Regions from separate parts of the Homo sapiens genome. Here region 1 is linked to region 2. Evidence: chromatin contacts called from ENCODE POLR2A ChIA-PET data. All regions are on one chromosome and are shown on one strand. Each heading gives the region's core, a stretch centred on a gene start or an enhancer-like site at or near the end of the contact. The rest is flanking DNA. Distances are from core to core; before and after follow the strand shown.

What was found. ChIA-PET counts read pairs that join two places held with the same protein, here RNA polymerase II (POLR2A).
Region 1: POLR2A ChIA-PET joins it to region 2 with 18 read pairs in T-cell. The contact joins the promoter of RNF125 here to the enhancer-like site in region 2. POLR2A ChIA-PET finds 5 or more read pairs at or near these places in 3 of 52 experiments (T-cell, activated B cell and naive thymus-derived CD8-positive, alpha-beta T cell).

Annotation. Positions count from the first base shown.
Region 1 is chr18:32,016,593-32,021,330 of GRCh38, reverse strand. It overlaps RNF125 (ring finger protein 125), which reads right to left and starts at 2,506. Exons shown (of 6, transcript NM_017831.4): 1 at 2,304-2,506. The coding sequence starts at 2,467. RefSeq lists enhancers at 1,745-1,794, 1,439-2,311, 2,611-2,905, 2,312-3,184 and a silencer at 2,611-2,905.
Region 2 is chr18:2,634,722-2,639,496 of GRCh38, reverse strand. No RefSeq gene overlaps it. Among named protein-coding and RNA genes, the nearest start is that of SMCHD1, 19 kb to the left of the region's middle. RefSeq lists enhancers at 2,162-2,211, 2,802-2,981. Within about 2 kb of position 2,681, at least 15 of the 41 ENCODE cell types and tissues checked have a DNase peak (open chromatin) inside an H3K27ac peak, as active enhancers do.

The DNA.
Region 1 (4,738 bases), core at 1,257-3,756, about 29 Mb before region 2:
AGGCGGGCAGATCACGAGGTCAGGAGATCAAGACCATCCTGGCTAACACGGTGAAACCCCGTCTCTACTAAATATACAAAAAAATTAGCCGGGCGTGGTGGCGGCACCTGTAGTCCCAGCTACTCGGGAGGCTGAGGCAGGAGAATGGCGTGAACCCGGGAGGCGGAGCTTGCAGTGAGCCAAGATCGTGCCACTGCACTCCAGCCTGGGCAACACAGCAAGACTCCATCTCAAAAGAAAAGAAAACACAGCTACGAAATAATGCCCAAAGCACTCTTTATTTATACATTGTGCAGGCTGCACACTTTTGTCCCTGGCTCACAGACGGGCAGTAGTGAAAACTGCTTTTCAGATACAAGGCTATAGGTATTAAGGATTACCTAAGTCCTTTCAAAACTTTCTTTTTTTTCTTTCTTTTTTTTGAGACTGAGTTTTGCTCTGTTGCCCGGGCTAGAGTGCAATGATGCCATCTCAGCTCACTGCAACCTCTGCCTCCCAGGTTCAAGCAGTTCTCCTGCCTCAGCCTCCCAGGTAGCTGGGATTACAGGCACGGGTCACCACACCTGGCTAATTTTTGTATTTTTAGTAGAGACGAGGTTTCACCATGTCGGCCAGGCTGGTCTCGAACTCCTGACCTCAGGTGATCCATCCACCTCGGCTTCCCAAAGTGCTAGGATTACAGGTGTGAGCCACCACGCCGGGCGTCAAAACTTTTGACTGCAAGTGCACAACATGTTTTTAAGGACTACCTAAATCCTTTCAAAAGTGGTCCTCAAAAACATGTTGTGCACTTGCATTCATAATAACGGTATTTCTTTCTTCCTGCTAAGCCAAATGCTGGTACAAGCCACTGTGGTATCACACATGGCTTCATCATACTATAGTCACCCTTCAAAGGACATTAAGTAGGCTTCCGCTCCTGATCTGTGCAGACACAACACACACACACGTATCCACGAAAAAAAATCAAAGCAAAGAGAGAAGGCTGGGTGCAGTGGCTCACACCTTTAATCCCAGCACTTTGGGAGGCCGAGGTGGGTGGATCAATTGAGGTCAGGAGTTCAAGACCAGCCTGGCCAACATGGTGAAACCCCATCTCTACTCAAAATTCAAAAACTAGCCGGGTGTGGGGGTGGGCGCCTGTAATCCCAGCAACTCGGGAGGCTGAGGCAGGAGACTCACTTGAGCCTGGGAGGCGGAGGTTGCAGTGGGCGGAGGTTGCAGTGAGCCGAGATAGCACCACCGCACTCCAGCCTGGGCGACAGAGCCAGACTACGTCTCTCTCTCTCTCTCTCAAACACACACACACACACACACACACACACACAGTAAACAGAGAGCACAAATTCACAGCTCCAACTCCACCAGTTATTCAAACACACATTAAGGATGTGCCAATTTTATATAGGGACTTTGTTTTTAAATTCTTCTTAGAAACGACCACGGCTTTGCACCAACTGTGAGTTTTAGCTAAGTACTATGCGGTTTTGAGAAAGTTATTTTACTCTGTAATTTCCGCCGGTTTGGAGAGACCGTGCGTAAAGCAGGTAGCCTGCCACCTCCTGTTACGTTGTGGCTGGGTTTTGAAGGAGTACATTCAGGGGCTTGGCGGCTAACGTCCAAGCCCCACCCTAGCAGGTTGTTAAACTCTAACAACTGTGGAAAGTCACTCGGAAGCTCCAGTTTGACTTGCCCTTTGAGGGGCTGGGTGTCTGTGTTGGGAAAGGGTAGCAGGGGTGGGGGTGGAAAGACACTTTGCACAGATCCTTGTTTGCTTAAGACGAGCCTCTGTGGGCATTCTGGGAACACGTGCACAGCTCCAGCAAAACAAAACGGACCCGGGTTTCTGGGGCAGAGGGAAGCGCAGCCCGTTCTACCGTGTTCAGCGGGGTAACTGCGCTTTGCGGGAGCCCCTGCCTTGTAGCTGGAGCTCGTTTCCTTTCCGTGCCTGGGCGAGCGCTGGTTCTCCAGCCAAGAGCACCCTCCCCAGTTGGCGAGCCCTGGCTCTGGGCGGGACCCGTGCCTGGATCCCCTTCTCTGGAGTTCCGCACCTGGGCTTCGGGAGCTGAAAGCGCAAGGGGGCTACAGGACCCGCTTGTTTATTTTTTCTCCTCCCGAAATCCTGTGTCACCTTCCGACCCGCGTTTTCCCCGTGGTCCTGCATCCGACGGGTCCAGGTTTCTCCCTGCAGCAATTTCCTAAGAGGCTGTCTTCCGTCCCCCTCCTTCCCCACACCATGCCCTCAGCTTCCCCACATCGCCCTCCTTAGGGGTGGGCGCAAACCGAGCTCCCCTGGAACTTACACGTGGCCACAGCGGGTCCGGACAGGCTGGTGTAACACCTCAAGGCACACGGCGCAGTCGAAGGACGTGACGGGCAACTCCGGGTCCCTCCTGCGCTCCAGGGCCCGCGCGGTGGCAGAGGCGGGCGCCGATTTGCCGCTGTCGGTGCTCAGCACGGAGCCCATCGCTGTGCCTCTCGCCCAGACAGCTGCGAAGCACTCAGTGCCTGCCGCAGGGTTGTTTTGTTGCCGTGCGGTGGAGGAAGGAAGTCCCGGCCCAGCTGCGATCGCCGCCTCCCAGCTCTCCCAGCTCGCGCAGCCCAGAAGCCACCTCCGCCGCTGCGCCCAACCCTGGTCTAGGGCAGGGCGAGCGCGCGGCCGCGGGGCTGAGATCTTCGGCAAGCCGCCTAGGTTAAGGCGCGGAGGCGGAGGCGGCAGCCGCCCCGTGCTCTGTCTTGTGGTATTGGGAGGATTGAAACCTGAAACCTCAACTGCAGAGAAGAGGACTTGAGGCAGCAGTAAACCTTCCAAGCTATCACACACAGCTGCTTTCCCCACTGTCAGAAGTTAAGTGCGGGCGTGGCCATGCTTAATGATAATCAGAGAACAGCCGCTTTTAAGGTGAAGTGGAAGACCATCCTCCACTGTTGTCATCACAATAAGCTGCAAAAATGACCTATGACCTATGATTGGGCGTCTCCTAAGACGGTGCTATCGCTACTCTGTCATCCAATCAATAGTCCATTAATGGAGAGATAGCCTGGGTAGTGGAAAGAGTCCTGGAGATTAGGATTCCAATCTTACCTCTCCTACAGAGATTCTAGTGCTAAACCCTGCCATCTCCAGTTTCCTCTGCGGCTCAGGATTTCCTCTGTTGTTTGTACGCTCCCCACCCCGCCCTTTAAACATGATCAGCCAGGCGCGGTGGCCCACGCCTGTAATTCCAACACTTTGGGAGGCCGAGGCGGGCTTGAAACTCCTGCTTGAGGGCAGGAGTTCGAGACCAGCCTGGCCAACATGGTGAAACCCCGTCGCTGCTAATAATACAAAAATTAGCCGGGCGTTAATTTACACTTTTTACGAAGACTTATTTAGTGCCCACTGCACGCCAGACTCGGTTCTAGTGATGAAGACACAATCGTCAACAAGCAAACAAAATCCCAGTTCTCACAGAACTTACTTTAAAAAACAAAAACAAAACTTTGAGATAATTATAGATTCACATACAGTTGTAAGAATAGTACATAGTATATAATACACATATACAATAATATATAATATAACACATGGGATATAATAACGCATATAATACATGTACGTATTTAGCAGGCCATAAACTTCACCCAGGCTTTACTTTTAATTAGGAGATATAGGCCGGGTACCGTGGCTCACGCCTGTAATTTCAGCACTTTGGGAGGCTGAGGTGGGAGGATCACTTGAGCACGGGAGCCAAGATCACACTACTGCACTCCGTCCTGTGCGACAGAGTGAGACCATGTCTCAAAAAACAAACCAAGCCGGGGCAGTGGCTCACGCCTGTAATCCCAGCACTTTGGGAGGCAAGAAGGACAGATCACCTGAGGTCAGGAGTTTGAGACCAGCCTGGCCAACATGGTGAAACCCTGTCTCTACTAAAAATACAAAACTTAGCTGGGTGTGAGCTACTTGGGAGGCTGAGGCACAAGAATCGCTTGAACCGGAAAGGTGGAGGCTGCAGTGAGCCGAGATCATGCCACTGCACTCCAGCCTGGGCAACAGAGGGAGACCCTGTCTCAAAAAACCAAAACAGGCTGGGTGCAGTGGCTCACGCCTGAAATCCCAGCAATTTGGGAGGCCGAGGCAGGTGGATCACAAGGTCAGGAGTTCAAGACCAGCCTGGCCAACATAGTGAAACCCCGTCTCTACTAGAAATACATTTCTTTAGTAAAAATTTTTGTACTAAAAATACAAAAATTAGCCAGGTGTGGTGGCACATGCGTGTAGTCCCAGCTACTTGGGAGGCTGAGGCAGGAGAACCACTTGCACCCAAGAGGTGGAGGTTGCAGTGAGCCGAGACCATGCCACTACACTCCATCGTGGGTAACAGAGCGAGACTCTGTCTCAAAAACAAACAACAAACAAAAGGAAGATACATGTAATCAATCCATAAACAAATGAACAAAATCATTTCAGATAATCAGAGCCATGAAGAAGATAAAACAGTAAATGGCAATGAGGAGAAGAATAAGCTCAGAGAAGAATTTTTGGATGAAGTGACATTTGAGCAGAGCCATGAATAATGAAAAGAAGTGAGCCATTCAAAGATTTAGGAAAAAGCGTGGACTGGGAACAGTGAATGAGGCAGAACCAAAGAAAGGAAAGACCTATGGAGCTGGAGCATGGGTGGTGGGGGGCAGGCGGTGGGGGGGGGGAAATAAGATGAAAAGGTAGTTATTCCCATCTTCAAAAGGAAAACAA
Region 2 (4,775 bases), core at 1,432-3,931:
CCTTTGGGGTCCCTTTCTATTGCTATCACTGCCAGCTCCTTTTTGGTAAATCCTATTACTTTTTTTTTTGTGGTTGGGAGAGGATCTCACTCTGTCGCCCAGGCTGGAGTATAGCGGTGCAATCACAGCTCACTGCAGCCTCCACCTCCCTGAGCTCAGGAGATTCTCTCACCTCAGCCTCCCTAGTAGCCGGAACTACAGGTGCCCACCACTATGCCTGGCTAATTTTTGTATTTTTTGTAGAGACAGGATTTTGCCATGTTGCCCAGGCTAATCTCGAACTCCTGACCTCAGGTCAGGAGGCCGATGCATTTGCCTCGGCTTCCCAAAGTGCTGGGATTACAGGACTGAGCCACCACGCCCGGCCACTATCACCTTTTATGAACATACGTCCCCACCTTAATTCCTGGCAGCATAGTAGAGACTTTGCTGGTGTTCAGACTATAGTATGTGTAAGAATAACCTGTACTGTGTGTTTAAAATACAAATTCCTAGGTTCCACACCCAGATATTAATATTTTGAATCAGTCAAATATGAGACTGAGAATGTATATTTTTAACAACTTTCATGTGGTTCTGACAGAGATAGTTCAAACACCACATTTTGAGAAACACTGAACCAAATGGGACAAAAAAGGTGATGGATATAGAAAAGAATATATTGAAGCCAATCTGAAAAGGCTACATACTGAATGATGTCAAGTATATGACATTTCTGGAAAAGGCAAAACTATGGAGACAGGAAAATGATCAGTGGTTGCCCAAGGGCTGCGAAGAGGAGGGATGGGCAGGCAAAACACAGAGGATTTTTAGGGCAGTTAAATTATTCTGTCTGATACCATAGTGGTGAATACATGTCACTTATACATTTGTCCAAACCCAAAGAATGTGCAACATGAAGAGTGAACCCTTATGTAAACTACGGACATTCCGTGGTTATGATGTATCTGCATAGATTCCCTCATTGTAACACATGCTGCTCTCTGGTGGGCAATGTTGAAAACCAGGGAGCTGGCATGTGTGGGGGCAGGAGGTACCTTTCTTTCCATTTTGCTGTGAACCTAAAACTGTTCTAAAAACATAGTCTCTCGCTCTCTGTTTTTTTTTTTTTAGACGGAGTCTCGCTCTGTCGCCCAGGCTGGAGTGCAGTGGCTCCATCTCGGCTCACTGCAAGCTCCGCCTCCCGGGTTCACGCCATTCTCCTGCCTCAGCCTCCGGAGTAGCTGGGACTACAGGCGCCCGCCACCACGCCCGGCTAATTTTTGTATTTTTAGTAGAGACGGGGTTTCACCGTGTTAGCCAGGATGGTCTTTATCTCCTGACCTCGTGATCCACCTGCCTCGGCCTCCCAAAGTGCTGGGATTACAGGTGTGAGCCACCACGCCCGGGCTAAATTTCTGTTTCTTATCTAAGTTTCACTTTCTTTAGAGAGAAATAATCTCTTCTCTAAAACTATATTACTCATCCTCCCCTTACAAGGCAATTGGCCGGTTCTAGAGTTAGAATGCAGCATCCCCACACAAGATACACAGATCCTATAGCACACAGGTCATTAGCCATCCATAACCATATCAATTATGAAAAATAAGGACACTTTTTGTCACATTCCTCAAAATGTGTATTTTTCAGTTCTAAATATCCCTATTAATAGTTAATTTAAGTCCGGGCACGATGGCTCACGCCTGTAATCTCAGCACTTCGGGAGGCTGAGGCGGGCAGATCACTTGAGGTCAGGAGTTTGAGACCAGTCTGGCCAACATGGCGAAACCCTGTCTCAACTAAAAATACAAAAATTAGGTGGGCGTGGTGGCACGCACCCGTAATGCCAGCTACTCGGGAGGCTGAGGCAGGAGAATCACTTGAACTGGGGAAGTGGAGGTTGCAGTGAGCTGAGATTGTGCCATTGCACTCCAGCCTGGGCGACAGAGGGAGACTCCTGGCAAAAAAAAAAAAAAAAAAAAAGGTTAATTCAAGCTGACACTTGCCAAGCCTGGGTCAGTTCCTCCTCACAGAATGTACTCTGGCTTGACGTGAATCTGACTTCTATAATTGCCCCCTGCTGTCCTGTGGTACATAACTCTTGATACTTCTGAGATGTGATTTAGAAAATGAATACTTCTCCAAAGGAAACAATAAATTTGCAGAGATAAAACTGCCTAAATCATGCTGAATATGTTGCACAAGGAGAACCAAGCCCTCCCCATTCCCAATCATATGTATAGGAAATGTAGACTTTTTCAAGGCAGTCAGCAGGAACAAAATATGCGCAAAGACTCTGTTTTCATGTTTTTGTACTTTAGTTTTGTATTAGATATTTCCTGCTTCTACAGCTGTTGGGTGTGTCCCTCCTCCTGTTCCGGTGATGTAAACCTAAAAAAAAAAAAAAAAAAAAAAGAAAGCTTCTCAAAAAAGAATAAAGAAGTAAACACACACACACACACACACACACACACACACACACAAACACTGAACATTTTAGATTCCCTGTTATGTCAACCCTTTTCATTTTAGAGAATGTTTTTGCCTCACATGTGCAAAACTAAATCTATCCAACCTTGTTGCTTTTTCAGAAGAAAAGGAAGTATACACTTGTGTATTGTCTCCAGCTTTGCTAGCCTAAGAGAAACTAACTGCTTGTAACTCAAAGCCAAATCCTCAAGGTGTTCTAGCTCAAAGCCAACCACAACAGGAAGGGGAAGTACACAATATCTTACACTTTATATAATTTTGCTGTTCTCTCCTCACGTCCCTACGTCTCTCACACATCTCTAAATCTTCTTACAGGGCACAGCATCCTTGGAAATGCAGGAAACAGCTTCTGGATATCTGATGCAGGGCTCCCCTTAGATTTTTCACAGCGGCCGAGCAGCCTCCTATCTCCATACAAGTCGAAGTCCCCATTTTCCTCTGCTGTGGTTGAAATTTTCACAGAGTGCTCCTCTGGAACTACAGTCCTACTGAGCCTTTTCTATGGCCTTCTATGCAGTTACTTTCCCCAAACAGGACCCTTAATTCTAATCAGAGCTTGAGAAACTCTGCCAGCAGTCAGACTGTGATAAACAATGTTTTCGACAGGACACAGAAAGGCCAACAGAACAATGTTTCTAACCAAACATAATTAATGCTGTACCGTAGTTGGAAAAAAAAAGACTAACCATTCCTTCTTAGAATCACCGAACAAAGGCCAAACCCTATAAAAAGCCCCTCCCTGGCTGGGCACGGTGGCTCACGCCTGTTATCTCAGCACTTTGGGAGGCCAAGGCGGGCAGATCACTTGAGGTCAGGAGTTTGAGACCAGCCTGACCACATGGTGAAATCCTGTCACTACGAAAAATACAAAAATTAGCTGGGCGTGGTGGCATGCACCTGTAATCCCAGCTACTCGGGAGGCTGAGGCAGGAGAATTGTTTGAACCTGGGAGGCGGAGGTTGCAGTGAACTGAGATCACGCCACTGCACTCCAGACTGGGCAACAGAGGGACTCCGTCTCGGGAAAAAAAAAAAAAAAGCCCCTCCTTGCTCCATGTTTCTGAGATATCCCATGACCAGTTCCTCCTCACTACAGCAAGTACAGTCATGCAACTATTTTCTGTAGGTAAGACCTGTGGTCTTTTCTTTGGTTGGTGAGCTTTAACTGGCTTTTATTATCTCTGGGTGGCATTTTCAATTCTCAGAGTGATTGTCCCATAGAATTGAAGTCTCCTAACCCTCCCTTCCCCTAGAAGCCGCATTCTAATCAGGGCTTGAGAAACTCTGCCAGCAGTTAGGCTGTGATAAACAATGTTTTCAACAGGACACAGAAAGGCCAACAGAACAATGTTTCTAACCAAACATAATTAATGCTAAACTATAGTATAGCATCCCCTGCCCCACCACACCACACCCTTGCTTACTATACCTACTTGATGGAACTCCCCAAGTTCCTTCTCTTTGCCCCAGGATAGAGGTTGCCTTAAGGAAAGACATCAGGATAATGCTGTTCTTGGCTCCCGGTTACCCAGTGACTCCTTCCTTTCCATGCACAGATTGAGAGCATCCACTGCCGGGCGACTTTTTTGTCTGTCCTACTCGTCACCCTCCATCAGGGGATTTTGGTGGAAGTGCCAGCCTTTCCCAGCCCTTTCCAGGCCTCTACAGCCAGTTCTGTTTCTAGCCTGACTCAGTTCCACATCTTTCCTCCCTCTCCTGAAAATGGACAATTTTGAGTAACCAACTGTTTGACTTCTCCATATCTCTCTTCCAGGATGTGAGGCATGAAGATGCGGGTGTGAGAGTAGATCTAAAATTCATTTTCAAGGATCCAAATAACTTGGCCCTTGACCCTCCTGGTGCCTAGAAAACCAACTCTCTCCAATAGACCTACTCTCATCTTCCCTACTCCAAAGCTGTCAGATACCTAGGGAATCCGTTTTACAACCATTTCATTGGTCTCCCAGCATTTTGATGGAATTTTGCATTGTTTATCTTTGTGAACAATATACTTCTCTTAAGTGCCTGGGCAACTAACTTAGTCTCTAATTTGTAGAGAGTAGAACCTCTTCCTACTTCTAAGGCTGAAAGATAAAAAGGGAGTAATTTTCCCCACCATTCCATCCCTCTGCTGGGACACTGGTCTAGTTTGTATCCTCTTCGAGTTCCCTAGGGTGGAACCATGTCTTCTAGCAAACAGACTGGCTTCTTCAGCACTGATGTTTTCCTCTTTTCTCAGGAGTGGAAAGAGCTGTCGATGGAGGGCTACCCATTACCCTCCCCTCCTCCACAAAGGAGCTGTCACCT